Linked DNA regions of Homo sapiens: region 1 is linked to region 2. Evidence: chromatin loops called from intact Hi-C (ENCODE). Cell type or tissue: Calu3. All regions are shown on one strand.

Region 1 (8,000 bases), 380 kb before region 2:
GGCTCAAGCATCCTCCCACCTTAGCCTCCCAAAGTCCCAGGATTACAGGGATCAGCCACCATGCCTGCAAGCACTACCATTTTAATGACAATTTTCATTTGCTTATTACTTTCCAGTCTTGGTCCACATGCTCATGTATTTTAAGTTATTTATAAATTATTCTATCAAAATAGTCCATATGTGGGTGTGGTGTTCTGCCCAGATTGCCACTTCAGGACAGAGAGGGCATTCAGTCACCATATGTGGAAGTGTTGGTGGCTATCATGTTCTCAGCAAGTCCTTTCCCTGAGGACCCACCTTGTCCTAGAACACACCCCCTCCTTGGGGGTAACCTGCATCCTGTGATGGGTCTATGGGGAGTAGATGAAGGCCAGGCCAACGGTAAAGGATCATCCCAGCTGCAGAGCTGCCTGTGGAATTGGCAGAGGCCTATCACAACCAGTGGGCATTGTAGTCCAACTCTCACTCTGCTCAATTCTGTTTCCCTTGCTTCCTTACAGGTGAGGTTCCCAAAAACACTACTTGGGGTGGGAACCCTCGCTCTCCCCTTAACCTCCTGCCGTCAAATCTCAGAGTCTCAGAACCTGTATCTCAGGCAATCCTATCTATGACCATATCTGTTTCTGTATGTGAGTATATGTATGTTCCCACCACCAGGTTCTGTAGGAAGGCTGGTGGTGTTGGGAGGGGAGTAAACAGCATAATGGTGAAGCATAGGCTTTAGGGTAGTGGCTCTCAACCTAGAGCAATTTTGTACCCCAGAAGACATTTAGCAACATTTGGAGACATTTTTGGTTATCACAAGTGGTGAGTAGAGGCCAAGGATGCTGCTACATATTCTACTATGCACAGGAGAGCCCCACCTACAACAAAGAAGTACCCCACCCAAAACGTCAATCATACCAAGGTTGAGAAACCCTGCTTTGGAATCAGATAGTCTCATTCTTATTAGCTGAGTTGCTCTGGGCAAGTAATTTAATTTATTTTAGCCTCAGTTTTCAGCGTGTGCAATGCAGACAATGATAGTACCTGTCTCATGGAGTTGTGAAACCAAAATTAGTTCACATAAAGGACTGTGGCTGTTCCTGTCGCAAAGTAAGCATTCAATAAGTGGTAGCTATCATCCTTATTATTATTGTTTAAAGTCATAATGTTAATGACAGCATAATATGCCATTTAGTTGGTGTATTATTTCACTTATTTGCCTATTGCCATCTGGTGATTTTCTGTTGTTATGCTGTTAACAGTACAGCTGCAATAAACATCATCATGCATAGATTATATTGAATAAAAAGCATGAACTGGGATTCTAGTTCTGACTCTTAGTCTTCTGACATTAGCAGCTCATTAAATCTCTATGAGCCTTAGTCTGCTCATTTGTAAGTGGGAATAATAGCCCTGCCTGAGAGAAGCTATTATGAACATACTATGAAGTGGCAGTAAAATCTGCATGAGTTCAAGTCCCAGAGGCACCACTTAGCCACTTTACTTACAGTAGAGCATCATGAAAATGCAAACATTATTATCTGGATTCCATTTTAAGAGGAATTAGATATTATATATTCATATACATATGTATATTTCAATCCAAATAATCTGGTTTTAAGAACTAGGATGGGCTGGGCATGGTGGCTCATGACTGTAATCCCAGCACTTTGGGAGGCCAAGGCAAGAGGATCACTTGAGGCCAGGAGTTCAAGACCAGCCTGGGCAGCATAGCAAGAAGCCCATCTCTATTTTTTTTTTAAGATTCTGACAAAGGCTTATTAAAAAAAAGAGAAATAAAAATTTTAAAAAAGAAAAGGAAATAGGATGTTACTGTAACTTAAAAAAAAAAGGTATCAAGAAATTCCTAGTTTTTTGTAAAATTTGACCCAAATTTATACTTATGTTAAAGTAGAAGGAATCATGTCAACACGACATTCCAACTATCCAGAATTATTGACAGAGGAAAACTTGAATACTGAACTCATTGGCCATACGAATTTATTCAGCAAAATATCCTTACTTGCTTTTTTTCTCAAAGACCTGGTGGGAAGCCCTCACCAGCTACATAGAAAGGCCATAATCAAATAAACGTCATGGTGCGAGTGTTCTAGAGCTCTAGCCTTACTTGCCTACAAAGTAAGTCTGTTTATCAAAGATGGCACCAGTGGAGGCCACAACACTGTGGAAATTTAGATGATCTGGGATAGACTGTCGCTATAGGCAAATTTAATTGGTTTGAGGATTATTCAGAATCTTATTTTATCTTGAAGGGATTGTCAGGACCTAGGGATAAAGAGGTCCCCTTCGTTACTCCCAGACACAGAGTCAGAATTAGCTGCTTCTGAGATAGAGTCGATGTGAGAACGGCTTGCTTTTTGCCAGAGCATTCACCTGAAGCATTTGATATTTAGTCAGGCTCCGGAAATGAAAACTTGAAAAAATAGTCAATGCGGTTATGTTGTATACTCTTAAGGACTGCCAAAGTCGTTTATAATGGAGTGAGCAAACACGTACTGCCGTGTTTTAAGACCAGACATCCTGTGCTTCCAAAGCAACTGATAAATGAGTATTCAAGTACTGGGGAGAAAGAAACAGGAAATGACCCTTGGGGAGTTTCAAAGTTTTAATTATGTTACTATCCTCCACTGGCTTTCTCCAGAAGCTGATAGTTCATACAGTTGACTTATTTTGCGAGTATTTTGAACTTTGCCATAGCAAATTGTAACCAGTAGTGTGGCTTACCCCGTCAGAGCTGACTCATGACCTCAAAACTGCAGACCAGCTTTGTGACTAATCACAGCCAAAGAAGCCAAACTTGTAACAGTTCTTTTTTTTGGTTTTTAGTTGTTAAAGAAATGTTCATTTCTACAAAGCTTGGCTGTAGTTCGTTGGCTGTAGTTGGTAAACACCTGCCTTTAATGATCCTTCCAAGGAACCCCCAAATATATACATTGTGTGCGTGTATGTGTGTGTGTATTATAATTACTGTTTTTACTCTTCTTGCTAGTAACTTTTCATGGCATATGAAGGCGGGCTTGTCAGTTTTTTGGTGCAGAACCTGATCTCTAAGTGTTTGAAGCAGCCCTGGGCAGAGTGGCTTCCTTAGAGCTTTGAGCGTCCTGCTTTGAGGGTGAGGCCTATCCTGCCCGAACACCTATGACAAAGCAGTGGTCTGTGGTGGTGCCAGGTCCCTTTGTAACTTCCTGTTGCCACATTTCAACACCACCGCTGGAGGGGATGACTGTGGTCTCAGTGGGAGAACAATTCAGTGACTTACTTTTTTAGTTTCTGACAGAAAAGGAGACTCCTCAGGTGGATTGCATTTGTATATGGGTTGCATTTGCAGGCGTGAGAAAGCATTTAATCCTTGCCACAATGTGCTGGCTCACTACGGAATAATTGTAATTATTGCCAGGGGTTCACATGAAATCCCTGATGCCTGTAAGTCGTGCCAGGTAGCTGCCGGAAGACCTGAGCTTCATGGCTGTCTTAACAGCTGGTGGACCCTGGTTTGAGTTTGCTTTCTAACAAATGTTAGGCAATAATCTCTCTCCTACCTGCAGAAATACTGAGTTTGAAATCAGAGTTGATCATGGCATTTTGGAAGTTTAGATGATGTAGCATCCATCCTTCCCCATTTTACAGTGAAAAAAAAAATGATGTGAGGAGGTGTCAGTTAGCCACCCAAGGTCACACCGGCAGTTAAAGTTAAAGACATGATTAGAACCAAATTCCAGTTTCCATGATTCTTAATTAATGCTCTTTCAATACTGCACCACTGCTTTGTAAAGCCTGAAAGACAATTTCCATAAATCCAAGGTGTTGTTATTCTTGCAAATAATCACTCGAAGCATTCAGACATCATTTATAGTCTTTTCAGCATTTAGATGAAAAGATTCATCACATCTTTTCCCCAAAAAGTATAAACTGAGATGGAAAGTAAACTGTTTAATTCCATAGTTTTAAAAATGGAATCATGGCCAGGCTCAGTGGCTCATGCCCGTAATATCAGCCCTTTGGGAGACAGAGGCAGGAGGATCACTTGAGGTCAGAGTTCAAGACCAGCCTGGGCAACAAAGTGAGAACCCGCCTCTACAAAAAATAAAAAACACAGCCTGATGTGATGGCACACACCTATGGTCCCAGCTACCTGGGACTCTGAGGCAGGAAGACCACTTGAGTCCAGGAGTTCGAGGACACAGTGAGCTCTAATTGCACCACTGCACTCCAGCCTGGAAAACAGAGTGAGACCTTGTCTCAAAAAAAAAAAAAAAAAAAGTTAATCATGTTTTACCCTTTTCAAATATAATCCACATGGATTAACAAAACTTCAGGAAACAGGCAAATTCACAAAAGAAACCAGAGTGTGTGTGTGTGTCTGTGTGTGTGTGTACAAATATATATATATATATGTATAAATATATATATTGCTTTTTATAAAATGTTAGGCAATAATCTCTCTCCTACCTGCAGAAATACTGCAGAAATACACACACACACACACACACACACACACACGCATATATATATACACACACACACATTTTCTTTTTTCTTTTTTTTCCCTCTTCTCTCTCCTTCTCCTCCAGAAGTATATTTTGAAATGGACTTATTTTAAAATGTGGTTGTTAGAATATATTCTTTTAAAAAAGCCATTTGAAATTGATTTTATCTTATGACTCCTAAAATATTTGTGGAATGTTTCCTGTTGCTAGTCACCCTCAGGTCTTGAAATTACCTGTGGAGTTGAAAAATGTTGAAGTGATTTGAATGTTTATACAGTTACTTGAGGAGGTAGCTGCCTAGATTTGTAGCCTGTGTAGGTGTTGGGAGAAATATTTTCTGAAAAGGTTGGTTGAGGGTAGTGGATCTATGGGCACTGGTGAGATCCTAATACGTGGAGTGATAAAAATTTGTTGCTGCCCTTCTGGGCAACTAGGTGAATGCAATTCACATAGCTCCAAATTAAACCATAAATAACAGTTTTTGACCTACCTAGGATATTAAGAACTTCAAACCACACAATGTTTTCTTGTGTGCTTCTTTTACTTAAGGATTTAACTTGGAGAAGATTTTAGAGTTTGTAATAACTTTTCATGAAAGGATAGGGAGAAAAAAGGAGCAGGATCTTTAATAAGTAGATGTACTTCTGCATCCAGCAATCCGGCTTTTAATTCAAAATTGTGTATGTGCTCTGGGTGATGCCAACATTTCCTCTTACATAAAGTGACCTTTTACGGGGTTTCATTCATAGCACTTGGCTCCCTCCTGGAGTCACAGTGCTTGTCACAAGGCAGTGGATTGCCTGCTGGTTCTTATGCAAGTGATGACTGGGAGGGCTGATAGGGGGTAACGCGGACAGCCTCTCTCTCTGACAGCAGATTGTCAGCATTCTTGACCCGGGCACTCTAAGAGCCTGGGAAAACACTTTGATTTCAATGTGGCTTTAAAAAATGATATTCAGTTGAACCAAATGACTGTGTAAAATAGGACCACAGGGCAGGCCAGGAGCGGTGGCTCATGCCTGTAATCCCAGCACTTTGGGATGCCAAGGTGGGCGGATCACCTGAGGTGAGGAGTTCAAGACCAGCCTGGCCAACATGGTGAAACCCCTTCTCTACTAAAAATACAAAAAATTAGCTGGGCTTGGTGGCAGGCGCCTGTAATCCCAGCTACTCGGGAGGCTGAGACAGGAGAATTGCTTGAACCCAGGAGGCGGAGATTGCGGTGAGCCAAGATCACGCCATTGCACTCTAGCCTGGGCAACAAGAGTGAAACTCCGTCTCAAAAAAAAAACACCCTGTTGTTACAGATAAATCAAAATAAGTGTATTAAGATAAAGATTTACTTCTCTTTTATGTAAAAGTAACCTAGATGTGGGTGGCCCAGGGTGGGTAAGGTGACTTTAGTTTGTCACAGATCCGGGTTCCTTCTTTCTTTTCTCTTCTACCACCCTTGGTACAGGACTTCTAGCCTCATGATTCAAGATGGCTGCTGGAGTTCCAGCTACCATATTCGAGCTCTAGAACAGGAAGAAAGAAAATTAGGGAAACAGCAGCTCACTGCAGCCTCAACCTCCTGGGCTCAGGTGATCCCCCTGCCTCAGCCTCCTGAGAAGCTGGGATCACAGGCACGCACCACCACACTCAACTAATTTTTAAATTATTTGTAGAGACAGGGTCTCCCTATGTTGCCCAGACTTGTCTCGAACTCCTGGACTTAAGTGATTCTCTCAACTTGGCCTCCCATAGTGCTGGGATTACAAGTTTGAGCTACCATATCCAGCCTAGAAAAATTTTGGAATCCCAATATGGTGACTTCCACTTAACACCACATTTGCTATCCAGGGTTGCAAAGGAGGGCTAGAAATGTACTGGCCAAATTGCCATCCCAAATAAAATTAGGGTTCTGTCAGCAAAGAAGGAGGGGAGAATGGTTATTGGAAAGGAAACTAGCAGCCTCTATTATAGGTCTTATTAGCCTCTACTTAATAGATAAGAAATTGAGGATTGGGGAACTGAAGAAACTTGCCAAATAAACAGCAGGATGAGAATTGTTATCTGGGTATTTAACTCCACTGCCTTTGCGCTTAAACGCTATGCAAACTGTGGCTGTGTGCTAGCACTAAAATACGATGCAGACCTCTCTCAGAGATGGGAATGCTCTTAAAGACATTAATTTAGAGTATTTTAGGTATTCTTTTTTTTTTTTTTTTTTTTTTGAGACGGAGTCTTGCACTCTCACCCAGGCTGGAGTGCAGTGGCGTGATCTCGGCTCACTGCAAGCTCTGCCTCCCGGGTTCACGCCATTCTCCTGCCTCAGCCTCCCGAGTAGCTGGGACTACAGGCGCCCACCACCACACCCAGCTAATTTTTTTTGTATTTTTAGTAGAGAAGGGGTTTCACCATGTTAACCAGGATGGTCTCGATCTCCTGACTTCGTGATCCGCCCGCCTCGGCCTCCCCAAGTGCTGGGATTACAGGCGTGAGCCACCGCGCCCGGCTATTTTAGGTATTCTTATAATTCTTACTAAGGTTTACACTTTCCTTTCTCATATGGTACTGTTGTAATGATTTTCAATTGGTCCTTCGTTACATCTGAACAATTTAAATAGAACAAAACTAAATTTCAAAACAGAAATACGTAGTTGCTTTCAGTGCCTTCCTGTCAGAGTCATATTGACATGGTAAAGATATAAGAAAGATCGAAGGTTCTTAGCGGAAACTGGAGCAATAAAGCCAGAGACACCATCAGTGGTGCTTGCTGGTTTTGCAGAAGCTAGCTCCCTTAGAGACGTCATGTCCAGCACCAATCACAGAGTCTATCAAAAGATCCAAATCAAGAAAACAGGAGAAGAATCTCAGGCTTTTCATTCATGCTCAACAAGAGGAGCATGCTTTTACACTATCCCGGGAGATTCCTCAAGGGTCAACAAAGAGTAGTAGAAAGAATCCTAGATTCTAGACTTGGCTTTGCCGTTAACAAGTTGTGTGACCCTGAGCACATGATTTTGCGTCTCTGGACTTTAGTTTCTTTGTCTTTAGAGTAAAGATATTCTTCAATTGCCCTGTTTCAGTTGTAATAGTTTACAAGTAGTGATTTCTGTACTCATTTGCCTTTCTTTGGAAAGACTACAACTTTGAATTTGAAGGACCTGGATATGACTCAGTGCTGACTCTCTTAAGCTGTGTAACTTTGCACAAGTCACCTAACATTTTTGAATCTTAGTTTTCTTACCTGTAAAATAGGTATAATAAATCCTGTCTCATGGAGCTAGTGTGACGATTAAAATAATGAGATGTGAGAGAACTTTGTCTCCATTCAGACAAAACATCTAGAAAGTGCTTGTCTCCACTGTCTGCTAAAGAGCATCCCCATTTCATGACCCTTCCTTCCTTCTTTCCTTCCTTCCTTCTTTCCTTCCTTCCTTCTTTCCTTCCTTCCTTCCTCCTTCCCTTCCCTTTTCTTTCTTTCTTTCTTTCTTTCTTTCTTTCTTTCTTTCTTTCTTTCTT
Region 2 (8,000 bases):
GCATGACTTTTTGTTCCAAACAGCTATGTTTTCAATCAGCATTAAAAATCTAAGATAGTAACCTGTTTTTCTGTTCAAAGGTCTTTAAAAAAAAAAAAAGCAGAGTAAAAATAAAATGCTACATTAAAAGAACTAAATCAAAATATCAAAAACTGAAGTAAGTTTTAGTCATAATTTGATTCTCTCATTTCCTTCCATTTTTCCCCTGGGTAAACACCTGAAAGGCACATATCTGATGGGTTGAGGAGTGTGAGAGCCTGACTGGGAAATTATTTTATTACAGAAGTCACAAAAATATCTTCTTTTCTCAGTCTTCCTGCTTTTTTCACACAAAGAAGAAACAGAAAAATGAATTTCAATAGTGACAGCTCAAGTGTTTCTTTTTCAGCGGTAACTTTCTCTCTCCCTTTTCAGCTTCCTCTCTTTGCTGCTCCTCTTGATCCTACCAAAGACCTTGCCCAGGTTACCACTGGGATCAAGAAAATTAGGGAATCTTGCACAGAGGTGAGAAATGGCAAATGGGCGTTCTAGCCTGTGGGATAATCATCTACATTAGTGTAGAGTGAAGGCGTCTCATGCCTCTTTGGAAAGAAAATTCCACAAGAGCAACAGGGAGAGACTGCAATCTCATGACAGCCTGCTCAGGCTTTCCCATTATTTGTGATATAAATTATCATATAAACTAAACACTGGTATTTTTAAACTGTTATCTGCCACTGTTTCTCGATTTTGTGCCCATGCCTTGGTGTCAACCATCCCTGGGTCTTTAATTTCAAACACTATGTCCTTGTATTTGGGGATCTCCCCCAAATTGTGAATGACTTTCCTCTATGGGCCTGACCCAAAGTTGACTGTATTAAATGCCATGAAATAAAAATTTCTGGATACCAAAGAGAGAAATGAGTCAAATAGTTAAACATTAAATTCCCTATTAAAAATAATTCTTATATCATTGTTATCAGTTTTGTATCTGAAGATGGGAAACTATGTGTTGAAACCATACTGGGCCCTGAGATGGTATTTTGATTCATGTTAGGGCACATAAACTAAAAGGACTACCATAGCTTTCAGTTTAGCCTCTGCAAGAATATCTGGGGCATCTACTATAGCCCCTGGAGGGAGGGTCTTTGCCATTTCTACTCCATTCCAGAGCTCTGAGAACAATGTTGTGGCTGATAGTAAAAACCACCAGATCCTCTGCAGGAATAATTGTATTAGCCCATGTGTAGACAAGGGCACAGTCTTAGACCCTTCAACAAAGGAATATACTTTATTATTTATTTTTACTTTTTCGAGACAGAGTCTTGCTCTGTTGCCCAGGCTGGAGTGCAGTGGTGCAGTCTCAGCTCACTGCAACCTCTGCCTCCTGGGTTCAAGCGATTCTCCTGCCTCAGTCTCCTGAGTAGCTGGGATTACAGGTACCCACCACCATGCCAGGCTAATTTTTGTATTTTCAGTAGAGATGGGGTTTCCCCATGTTGGCCAGGCTGTTCTCAAACTCCTTATCTCAAATGATCCGCCCACCTCGACCTCCCAAAGTGTTGGGATTACAGTCATGAGGCACTGCGCCTGGCCAAAGGGATATTCTTTAAATAGCTTAGTAAGACATGATTCCATAAGTGATGATGGAATCTCTGAAACAAAACTGTGGAATTTTCATATGTTACAGAACAGTGTTATCCAATAGACATGTAATGTGTAAAGTTTTAAATTTTCATGGTGCCGTATTTTTTAAAAAGTTAGAAAACAGATGAATTATGTTGTTAATGTATTTTAACTATCATGTGAAAATAATATAATTTATATTATTTCAGCATATAATCAATATAAAACTTATTAATGAGTTTTTCCCCTCCAAACTAAATATTCAAAATCTGTGTGTATTTTATTCTTACAGCCAGTCTCAATTTGGACTAGCCAATCTTCAAGGGCTAAATAGCCACATGTCACTAGTGGCAATTAGTTGCTAATCTTGGATGGTGGAGTTATAGAGTCTCCTGAGATTGAATATACAGAAATTCGTACATCTCAAGATGCAGTAATCTTTAGCATGTCTTGCTTAGGAATAAGGGTCACAAATTATTATTCTGTTCTCAAAACAAGTCATTAAATGTCAGGTTGATAGGACATTCAAGCTTCAAAGTTGAGCGGGGAAGTATAGATTTTCCCATAGATCTCCTATAACTTCTTTTGAGGCTTTGTTCATATTATTTTTGCTTTGTTTTGTCTTGGGCTTTAAACCAACTTGATATAAAAACTACATAGTTAGTTTTTGTTCTAAAATGAGACAGCCTTACCTAAGTAATTTCAACTAATTTTTTAAAATGGACTGTAATTATTGTTTTTAGAACTGTGCTGTTTTCTTAGATGTCATTAAAGAAACTGCTGTGGGAGATGAGTAAGAGCATGTCTATTTCTATTCCAGGAATATTTTACTTGTTAACCTCGTGGTTGATAAAATTATGATCAATTAGTCAGAATGTAAGCTGCATGAAACCATGTGATAAATTGTTCCTCAATTAGAAAGTTGGTTTGCCTCCTTATTAACTTGCTTATTTTCCTTCTTTTTCTTATAGCTGTCCTTCCTGATAGATATTTTTATTATGGGTGTTATAAAATCAAACTTATATTTTAATTTTTACCATAGTAATAAGCTCTTGGACACACACACACACACACACACACACACACACACACACACATATTTAGATAATACATTGTAGTACAAAAAATTTGTTAAATAACTGTTTTCTTTTTTTATTTCTAAATCTCAGTTTATACCAGAGAGTAACCACTGAATAGTACCTAAAGAGAAGTTAACAATGGTTATGAAAATATAAATTACCTTTACTATAATTATTTTGCCTTTTGGAAATGCTTAACAAGATTATGGATAATTTATTATCCAACATTGATACATGACAACTCTCAGAGATGCCTGTCATTGGTAGCTGCCTGGATTAATTTTATATTGCTGCATAACACATTACCACAAGCTTAGTGGCTTAAAACTTAGCTTATTATCTCATAGCTTTGTTGGTTGGAATTCTGGGTAGAATATAACTAGGTTCTCTGTTCAGGGTCCTGTAAGGCTAAAATTAAGGTGTCAGCTGGGGCTGGGGTCTTATCTGAGGCTTAGGACCCTCTTCCAAGCTCATGGGGTCATTGGCAGAATTTGTTTCCCTGCAGCTGTCGATCTTGTGGACTTTGTGTCTTTAAGACCAGCAGGAAAATTCTCTTATGCTTCAAATCTCCTCTCAGAAAGGGCACATTCTCTTCTAAGGGTTCACCTGGTTAGGTCAAGCCCACCAAGGATAATCACCCTTTTGATGAACTCAAAGTAAACTATTTAGGGCCCTTAATTACATCTACAAAATCCCTGTTGCCATATAACTAATCTTGGGTATAACATCAGGGAGTGGAGATAGTGGAAGATCTTAGAATTTTGCCTACCAAATTTTCCACATGCCTTCAACACCCTCTATTCATTTGATACTTCTCCACATTGTGAGCTCCATTTTCCAAGGGTAATTTGAAAAGAAAAAAAAAAAATCTGCATTCTCAGACTCCCTTGTGGCTAAGCTGCAGATGTGTAACTATGGTTTTGTAAGTTAGAGGCGGAAGTGAGACTTAACCGTGGAGGTGAACTGTAGCAAGAAACAAACTGGGGATGATTCATTCCTTTTGCTAATGTGGGGGTGGTGGTGGCCATGGTAACTTCCTGCTCAGGCCAGTTCTTTGGTGTGGTTCTGAGGAATGGTTCCGGAGGGGCTAATCTTGAGACTATTCCTCAGCCCACCCAACAGTTCTCTGAGCTGTCTAATATCTTTCAATAAATTCATTTTTCTACCTACGCTAGCCACAGTAGCACCACAGTAGATTGTGGTGCTTACAAAATAGCCCCAACAGGCACAATTCCTAATCTTCCTTGTATATACTTTATGACTCTGGAGGAAATAATGTCTTTCTAATAAGATGAAATTCAATTAAAGCATTTTCCCTGCTTAGAGAAAATGGCTGTGGTTTATTAAAGAAGCATTTGATGTCTATTCCTTCTCAACTATTATCTTATTTGCATTTTCTGGAACATGATTAGTTATAATGTACTATAAGTTTTCATAAAACCAACATGAAAATAATTATGCCTGAATTATATGCATTCCATAAATATCATCTAGCTATCTCCTCATTTCATATTACCTCCTTCCTTTCCCTCAATTGCCACAACACTGTTAAGAGATATAAATAAATCATTAATACTTGATTTTCGGATATATGCTCTTGCTTTTGAGCTTGAGATATTAAAAAATCTCAGTTGACTATAGTTTACCTTGAAATGTTCCTCCCATGAAGGCATTTGACTTTTTTGGTTATTGTTGACTGATAACAACAAGCTAGTTCATGCTGAATAATTGTGTGAAACTCTTTTCTACACAATTTTCAAAATTCTAAACAAGTTGCATTTTTACTACGCTTGTAATTTTTTTCTTTAGGTTTATGTTGTATGACTAATTGCATTCTAAATTCCAGGAGAAAAGGTGTGAATACCTGCAGAGTATTTTGTAAATAAACATTGATTAGGCAAAAAATGCCATGTTTTCTTTCATATGATTTCAAACTGATGGTATTTTTCTGTTTTTATTTTATATATACCATAGTAACATTTTTAATCAGTACCATATGCCCAAACTTCCTTTTTATGGAAAATAACCTATTCCTAACGATAAGTAATCCTGTCTTTAAACACACACGTACACACACACACACACACACACACACGATACACTCATTATTAAATATTTTGTACCGGAAATAGTCTGTGATTCAGTGCTTAAATTGTTTAATAAATGATAAAATATTTTGCAGATTGGCCTCAGTGTAAGGTGAATAGTGATTTTTCAATGATCTTTTGTTCAGCTCCAGTGTTTCCTTCATACCACCAAACTCACACTCTGCTTATACCTAGATTTGCATCCTGCTGCTCCTGCTAACTCGCTGAGTGGCAGTGTGGCCTAGTGGATACTCTTTTGGCTTTTTGTTTTCTCATCTCTAAAATTAGGAAGCAGATTCTATGATTCTAAAATTTATCTACAAGTGGCCATTATTTATGTAAAGTAGTGTTAGTAGCTTTATTAAGGACATCATTTTTATCATGATATCATTTATCATTATTTTTTCAAATGTAGTTCCTGCTGAGAGTCTCTACTACTCTACTGTGTTTTCTCCTGTCTTATTTTATACTCAGGAAACATTTTGGCTAGTGTATATGTGCGCATGTGTGTGCATGTGTGTACTTTTAGTGCTTTCCCTGTGGAGCTGTGTAAGAGACATCATCAAGGGGATCTTATGGTTAATGACAGTTGTTTAATGCAATTACTGTATTTTACAAGTGATCAATTTCATTTAACAAAGTGCTAGTGAACTCACAGAGTTTGCACCATTTTTTAACCAGCTCCAGTCACTAGCCAATTCATAAAAATAAGAATGTACCTCTGGAATGGAGAGAGAAATTTATTTTACCTAAATGTTCAATCGGATGAAAATTTCCTGTTCCCAAAAAACATTTTTTTGGATACTTTAACGATTGCCAAATATTCTTTTAAATTTTCAATTCCAAATTGTTAGTGGGACATTCCATTGACAGGGCTCAGTGTCAGTGGGTCCTGAACTAGAACAAAGAAGTATTCATAAGCTTGGTATTTCCTGGACCTTTAAAAATCCAGGTATAAGGTAGTATCAATTAGGATTTGTTGGTTGTAAGAAGCAGAAATTAACTTTTTACTAAATAAATTGAACTTATTAGAAAGATCAAATAGCTCAGAGAAGTAAAAGAAAAGCTTTACGAGCCAGCCTGGGCTGGGTGTGGTGGCTCACGCCTGTAATCCCAGCACTTTGTGAGGTCAAGGCGGGCCGATTGCTTGAGGTCAGGAGTTTGAGACCAGTCTGGCCAGCATAGCGAAACCCTATCTCTAATAAAAATACAAAAGTTAACCGAGTGTGATGGTGTGTGCCTGTAATCCCAGCTACTCTAGAGGCTGAGGCAGGAGAATCGCCTGAACCAGGGGGGCAGAGGTTGCCATGTGTCAAGATCGCACCACTTCACTCTAGCCTGGGTGGCAGAGTGAGACTCCATGTCAGGAAAAAAATAAATAAATAAACAGAGCCAGACTGAAGAAACAGCAGGAACCCGAACAGCCAAACAGCTCGGGGCATCTAGATGCAGGGATACCAATTATCTTAAATGTTAAAGATGCACTGGGGATGAATTGGCTTCAGACATTCCAGTTGTGCAAACAGGTGTTCAATCGGCACCCATTCCAATTCCTTCTTTCTTCTTTCACTATTGGAAGTCAGGAAATGAAAATACTTAATTTCCTAGTCTCCCAGTTAGGGTTGTCTATGGGACACAGTTATAGCCTTCAGCAGAATTTCCCGACCCTATGCTTTCTAACTTCTTTTTATCTGGAAGGTAAAAGTGATGCCTGGAGCTGCAATGGCCAACCTATGACCATGAGAACTGCAACCACATTGTAAAGATAGTGGTGCAGGAAAATAGAAGGGGCTTTCCTGTCTGATAACATCAGTGAGCTGGTATACCTGTCCTGGCCTACTATCCCCAAAATTATTATTTTGGACCTAAAATGCCTTACTCAATTAAGCTGCCAAGTTGTGGTGGTTTTTTGTTTCTGTAATTAAACACAATTTTAACTGACAGTCTTTCAAGGTTTATTTTCTGATTGAATGAATTTAGGTTATAACTGCAACCCTTGGCCAAGGGAGTCCTGGATGCTATTGTTTAACAGTCTCACTGTGGCAGAAACAGCTAGATGGTCTTCTTATCCATTTCCTGTCTTTCTGAGCATGGTCAGAACACATTTCTAATCTCTTTTCTCATTAGGTATAGTCATGGGACTGACATCCAGTCATTAGAATATGAGCAGAAATGATATATGCCAGTTCCTGATGTGCCCTATAGAAATCTTCCCTACATGTTCAAGCTCCTTTCTGTCTCCAGATGAATAAATCGAAGACGATTCCCAGATGACATTGGCAATTGTGTTTTGCGATGGAGAAGTTTCAAGATGGAAGGAACCAGGGTCTTTGAGTCCTCTGAACTACTCAAAGGAGGATAGCCATACTAGAAATACTCATTGGACCTTTATGTGAGCAAGAAATCATTAAAAAAATTTTTTTTGAGGCAACTGAAATTTTGGCACTAGATATTAAGCCTTACCTTAACTAATACACCCACTAAGATTGTGTGAAGTTGGGGGAGAAGGAGCTCCTCTGGGAATATGAAGATGTCATTGCCATAAGAAAGAAAATAAGTGATAGGCAGGCAAGAATAACAGCCATTCACCACAGCAGCCCCTGTAATGATCCACTGGACACCTTATTTGCATATCAATTTATGAGCCATTAATGGGGGCCCTGGTAGTCTGAGTAATGGCCTCCCAAAGACATCCATGTCCTAATCCCAGAAGCCTATAAATATATTACCTTATATGACAAAGGGGAATTAAGGCAGCAAATAGAATTAAGGTTGCTAATCAGATGATCTTAAATTAAGGAGATTGTTCTGGACTATCCAGGTGATATGTAATTATAAGGGACCTTAAAAATGGAAGAGAGAGGCAAATGAGGAGATCAGAGTGATTCCAAGTGGGAAGGACTTCCCTCGCCTATTCTAGTTTTGAAAATAGAAAGAAGGCAGCTTCAAGCCAAGGAATATGCATGATCTCTAGAAGTTGGAAAAGGCAAGGAAATAGATCCTACCTAGACCCTACAGAAAGGAATACAACAATGCAGTCCTGCTGGTGCCTTGATTTTAGCTGATGCCTTGATTTTAGCCAATATCTTGATTTTAACCTGATGAGACCTGCCAGACTTCTGGTTTGCAGAACATTAGATGATAAATTTATATTGTTCTAAGCCATTATGTTTGTGACAATTTGTTACAGCAGTAATAGGAAACAAATACAGGGACGTAGGCATTTTAC

What was found. A loop is a pair of places that touch in the nucleus more often than their neighbours do. Peaks named below come from ENCODE experiments on the same cell type or tissue, not always from the same donor. Only the 100,000 strongest peaks of a DNase experiment are listed, where the experiment ranks them.
Region 1: a loop joins it to region 2, with 4 times the contacts of the local background. A loop is called at or near these places in 13 of 110 quality-filtered maps.

Annotation. Positions count from the first base shown.
Region 1 is chr12:76,015,630-76,023,629 of GRCh38, reverse strand. No RefSeq gene overlaps it. Among named protein-coding and RNA genes, the nearest start is that of PHLDA1-AS1, 11 kb to the left of the region's middle. In Calu3, no CTCF peak of the experiment used is centred here; DNase peaks (open chromatin) are centred at 2,739, 3,179 and 5,319.
Region 2 is chr12:75,636,877-75,644,876 of GRCh38, reverse strand. The region is part of intron 8 of LOC105369844 (a long non-coding RNA gene); the gene reads left to right. Among named protein-coding and RNA genes, the nearest start is that of KRR1, 130 kb to the right of the region's middle. RefSeq lists a silencer at 2,422-2,622. In Calu3, no CTCF peak of the experiment used is centred here; DNase peaks (open chromatin) are centred at 3,706, 4,986 and 5,906.